2 separate regions of the Homo sapiens genome follow, and region 2 is linked to region 1. A link is an interaction called in ENCODE POLR2A ChIA-PET data of the cell type or tissue named here. Cell type or tissue: PC-3. All regions are shown on one strand. Links, peaks and the distances in the headings refer to the core of each region. The heading gives the core; the rest is flanking DNA. Region 1 overlaps TMEM161B-DT (TMEM161B divergent transcript). Region 2 has its middle 22 kb from the start of LINC02060.

Region 1 (2,822 bases), core at 280-2,779:
TGCAGCCTCCACCTCCCGGGTTCAAGCGTTTCTCCTGCCTCAGCCTCCCAAGTAGGGATTACAAGCACGCACCACCATGACCAGCTAATTTTTGTATTTTTAGTAGAGACAGGGTTTCACCATGTTGGCCAGGATGGTCTCAATCTCCTGACCTCGTGATCCACCCGCCTCGGACTCCCAAAGTGCTGGGATTACAGGCGTGAACCACCACACCCGGCCACTAATTTTTTTTTAAAACTCTGATTGAAGGAGAAAAATGTTTTGTTCTGTTTTGTTTTGTTTTCTCTCCCTCTCTGAAAAAAAATGCTTACATTTTATGGCAAGTTGTCTCAGTTTGTTTTGTGCTGCTATGACAGAGTCCCACACCTCCCATAACACCTCCCATTAGGTCCCATCTCCCAACACTGTTGCATCAGGTACTAAGTTTCCACCACATGCTTTTTGGGGTATATATTAAAATCCTAGTAGAACTGAACATTTATATTTTTTAGTTTTGTATTTCTTCTGTTTTTCAAGAAATAGCCTATTTCTTTCCATTTAGAATATATTTTTCAAATCTTCACAACACATAAGCAATATATTTAATATTAAATCTGTAACATGACAATAAGGTTAATAAATGTTAATAAAACCACCAGTTTGTTTACTTTCTGAAAGTATATAAGAAAATAAAAATGATTGATTACTTTATTTGGTAAATTTAGTACTTCTAAAAGATGTCAAATGAAAGACTGAAATCCCTCATTTATTGCCAGACAAATATAACAATGAAACACAGCTTTATCACAGTTATTTATGTAATTAAGCATTCTGTTTTATTTTAGGAATTCTTCGGAGGAGGTACTCTTCACATTTAAAACAAAAATTTTGTTTATTATCTTAAATCAAAGGTTTGAAAACCACATGGTACATTTTTTTTTTTTTTTGAGACGGAGTCCCGCTCTTTAGCCCAGGCCGGATTGCAGCGGCACAATCTCGGCTCACTGCAAGCTCCGCCTCCCAGGTTCACGCCATTCTCCTGCCTCAGCCTCCCGAGTAGCTGGGACTACAGGCGCCCGCCACCGCGCCCGGCTAATTTTTTGTATTTTTAGTAGAGACGGGGTTTCACCGTGTTAGCCAAGATGGTCTCGATCTCCTGACCTCGTGATCCGCCCGCCTCGGCCTCCCAAAGTGCTGGGATTACAGGCGTGAGCCACCGTGCCCAGCCGGTACATTTTTAATTTAATATTAACTAAAAATATGCAAGCAACTAATCTTAGTTGTTTTCTGTTTACTTCTATTCCTGGAAGATTTCTAACATAGTCTCATGCCCAATTTTCTAGAGATAGCTTGCAGCTTATCAGCTTGCTTCCATTTAGTAATAATTGGGGTATTTGGATGCACTAAATAAAATATGATATATCGCAGATTTTGGCAATGCATATAAGTTACCTTAAATACTTTCTGCTGATTGCCCAGTGACTATATTTATGCATATTATATTTATATATCTTATATATAAAAACACATACATGAATTCCTGAAAATGCGTTATAGACTGAGTGATGTTTGTCTTCAATTATAGTACGTGTTTTTCTTTTTCCTTGAATGGCTCTTTCCAGTTTATTCTGTGACTCAGCTACACTAACCACAGTTCAACTTAAACACTGAAATTGCTTTTACATTGCTTATCCAGGTTGGGGGAGAGGATGGAACAGGAGGGTGCAGAGGTTTGGGGACCATGGAGAATGATGAGAAAGCTCAGTGGCTGGGTCCGACAGTTTCTTTAGAAAATGTAATTCAATCTACTTCTCCTTGGCTTTGTATTTGCAACTATTTGAAGTTATGTAAATATTTTCATCTGTTTAACATCTTAGCTTTTCTTTCCCATGCTCATGTCCTCATAACGAATACATTGTTATCAAAAGAAATTTATATTAAAAAAGAATGAATTTCCTGCTACTAATTCCTCTGGAGTATATACCTAGAGTTACCCAAGTGGGAAGCAGTCAATTCAAATTAACTGCCACTTGGAGTCCCTGACCCTCAGAAACCACTGCTTGTTTATTCCCTTCCATTGTGTCTTGTTGCTTATGGCACGCCTCTTCTAAGAGTAGTCATACATGTTGTGCTTTAGTTTCAGCTGCCCTGAGGGATTATTTGCATTTTGGAATCTTTAGTTTCAGTCAGACCATAATAAACATAACGTCAAATTTTGTTAAAATTAGTCCTGAACTTTTCACATGATGTGATAATAAAAAATAGAATACACTCTACACAATATGCATTCTACAATGGAGTTAAAGGCACATATAGGCTGGGTGCAGTGGTAATGCCTATAATCCCAGAGCTTTGGGAGGCTGAGGTGGGTTGATCGTTTGAGCTCAGGAGTTCAAGACCAGCCTGGGCAACACGGTGAAACTCCATCTCTACCAAAAATACAAAAAATTAGCTGGGTGTGGTGGTGGGCACCTGTGGTCCCAGCTACTTGTGAAGCTGAGGTGGAAGGATGGCTTGAGCCAGGGTGGCGGAGGTTGCAGTGAGCCAAGAATGTGCCACTGCACTCCAGCCTGGGTGACAGAGCGAGACCCTGTCTCAAAAAAACAAACAAAAACAAAAGGTGCACATACGATAGGAGAAAATAAGGTAGACAAGCCTTTATCAGCAAACTTAAATGCTGTGCTGTTTATCACAAACTGGAAATATTTTACTTATGTTACATTATTTTATTCATTTTACATTATTTATTCCTTGGCACAACCCTATGAGAAAGATATTCTTATTATTCCCATTTTATACACAAGGAAACTGAAACTTAGATTAGTAATTAGATCAAGGCCACA
Region 2 (2,822 bases), core at 47-2,546, 140 kb before region 1:
CCACAGCCTACAATGCCCTATGTGGTTGGGACCCTGCTTCCCTCCTCTACCACATTTCATCCCACTCTTCCCCTTACTCACTGCATCCCAACCAGAGAGTCTGCCCATTTACAAGCCAAGTTTACACCTCCTTACAGCCTTAGCATCTGCTCTAATGCCCCAGATCTTACATTTGGTCATTTGTTTTGCTTTTTTTTTTGGTCATTTGGAAGTCAGCTTAAATGTCACCTCTTCTGATGTCTTTCCTGACCACTTAATCTAAATCTTAACCTGCACACATTCTATCCATTACCCTGTTGTTTTTCTTCCTTCGTAGCTCATATCACTATCTGATATTTTCCCTTTTTGTTTGTTGTTCAACTCGCTCGAGTAGAAAATATTATCCAGGAGAACAGGCATTTGATCTGCTATGTTAACTACTGTTCCCATAGCAGCTAGAACAGTGGTGGTCTGTAACAAGCAGTCATTAATATTTGTTGAATGAATACATAAATGAAGCCCCAGATATTTTTAAAAATTATATTTAGAAATGTAGCAATTAATAACACTATACTAAAAGTAACATTAGGCTGAACCTTTGTGACATAATCAATTATTAATGTTTCAGCTTATAAAGAGGCTAATAAATCCAGATGATAGTATTTCAGTAGTCAAAATACAGTATACCTCTGGGAAGTGGGTCTTTGAAGTATTATTATACACAAAGCAAACTTTCTGGGGTTGTTGGCCGAGAGGAACTCTAAAATTAAAAACAAAAAAATCCAGGGATAGAGTAAAATAGGCTGACAAAGGCACCTACATGCAGAGTGAATAGAGTGAGAGTTGTTCAAAGTTCTGATGGTGAAAGATGACCCGGGAAGTGAGAAAGTCACTAGGCAAGAAGAGCGGACTTCACCTGGGTGGACCTGAATTGAGTTCAGTTTACAATGAAGGTTTAGTGGGGTGGGATGCAGTTAAGAATTATTCTTGTATAATAACATCTTGTAAATACAGTAAACTTCAGTGAGAGCACTCTATTTAAAGGATTTTCTACTTTTTTATTAAGTTAGGTAACTCTCACTGAAACAGAGGAGATAATGCTTATATGGAGTATGGAAATGAAAAGCCTCCTGCAGAATACACACATTCTAAAAAAATTGTAAAAGGAAAAGATGAGATCCTGACAAAGTCCAAAAAAAGGATATAAATCAGTAAATGGTAACCTGGGCTCATAAGAGATGATACCAAATTTAGAGTTAAAAACACATGCAATCAGTCCTAATTATCCATGGCAACATGGCAAATGTTAACCCAGGGATGCTTCTCATCAAGCGGCAGTCAGAATTCAATGTGTGAATTTGGAATTGAAACTCATTTCACTCTCACACAACATAATTATGAGGTAAATTTTCTGGAAAAACAATGCATGTAATAGATTCTAAAGTCAAGTGGAAGTGATTTTTAAATTATTTGCTATTTTGGGTTATTCAGAGTGACTAAATGTTGATTTTATAGTTACATCATCATATATTTGAAATGAGTAAAAGAATAAATGAATTTATATAAAGTGAAACATTAGACTGGGGTGGTAGCTGGCTGCAAATAGAAAGGTGGGGCAGTTCAATATATAAGCTTTCATTTCTAGTATAGCTTTATGTTTTAAAATTTATAAATGTTATATATATATGTGTATGTGTGTGTGCACATGTCTGTGTTTGTGCGTGTGTACAAATAAATTTCAGGCTAAAATGTACCTGATAGATTATCAGGTCCAATCCTTCATTATTATGGGCTTAAATATTCTTTCCTTTACCATTAATCATACACTGATGAAAATCGCTGTGTAAAGTGTGGCTAAGGTACCTTAGCCGTGAGAGGTCCTGGGTTTTGACCAAAGTCACAGTATTGATTGAGGGTGGAACTGGCATGGCTCTTGACTCACAGTACTGGCCCCCTAAGAAACATACATCTCCATTTGTACCATTAGGTAATTCAAACCGATTCGCTTAGGACTATTTGAATAGATTATTTCTCTATCAAGTAATTTTTACTTTTAGTATCATTTTTAAAATTTTCAGTACCATTTGAATTACTTTTTTATTGTCTTCTAAAATTACCTGTTACAAAAAAGGCAAGAAGTTTAGGCCATGTTTTCCAACACTGTATGTATAATGATTTGAATTTTAAAACCCTAATATTTGAAGGAAGTATTCTTGGGCTCCAGATCTGTCTTTATTCTCTGGCTTACGCAACTATGGAAAAATTACACTTGTAAGTTCAGCATCCTAAAAATATGTGTTTTAAATATGCTATAAGAATTTGTCACTTTTTATGGATTTTTTGAAACCAAAAGAATATGTCTTCATTTCCTGTAGGGACGCAAACACAAAAGTGACTGTTGACACCTGATTTCCCTTTGGCAGATGACCAGATAGAATCAGCATTAACAATGTGCAGAAAATGCCAAATGTGGGGGAAATGACAAATGTGTCAGGTGATTTAATATTGAGTAAAGATAAAGGTTAACAGAAATGATCTTTTCTTCTCCGTTTGCAAAATAAGTTAAAAGTGCTTTTGCCTTTGTAAAATACTTTACAAAGTATGCTTTAAAATGAAGATAGTGGTTTTATATATGTTCTGTAAAAATACCGTTATATACCTGATAATCACAAAGCAATTTTGATCAGTATATGTTTAGTAGTAATGGGAGGCATTTAAACCCCAATACTTGGGGAAAAACTAAGTAATTATAATCAGATGATGAATTTCTTCAAGTAGGTTGAGCAATCATAATCAAACCTGAGAATATTTTAAGTATAAACTCATAACCAGGAGCTTGAGAA

What was found. ChIA-PET counts read pairs that join two places held together with the same protein. Peaks named below come from ENCODE experiments on the same cell type or tissue, not always from the same donor. Only the 100,000 strongest peaks of a DNase experiment are listed, where the experiment ranks them.
Region 2: POLR2A ChIA-PET joins it to region 1 with 5 read pairs; 2 of 35 experiments call an interaction of 5 or more read pairs at or near these places.

What each region holds. Positions count from the first base shown.
Region 1 is chr5:88,321,784-88,324,605 of GRCh38, reverse strand. All of the region lies in intron 2 of TMEM161B-DT (TMEM161B divergent transcript), which reads right to left. Among named protein-coding and RNA genes, the nearest start is that of TMEM161B-DT, 54 kb to the right of the region's middle. In PC-3, for the core only: no CTCF peak of the experiment used is centred there; no DNase peak of the experiment used is centred there.
Region 2 is chr5:88,459,753-88,462,574 of GRCh38, reverse strand. No RefSeq gene overlaps it. Among named protein-coding and RNA genes, the nearest start is that of LINC02060, 22 kb to the right of the region's middle. In PC-3, for the core only: no CTCF peak of the experiment used is centred there; no DNase peak of the experiment used is centred there; H3K27ac peaks cover 1,410 bases.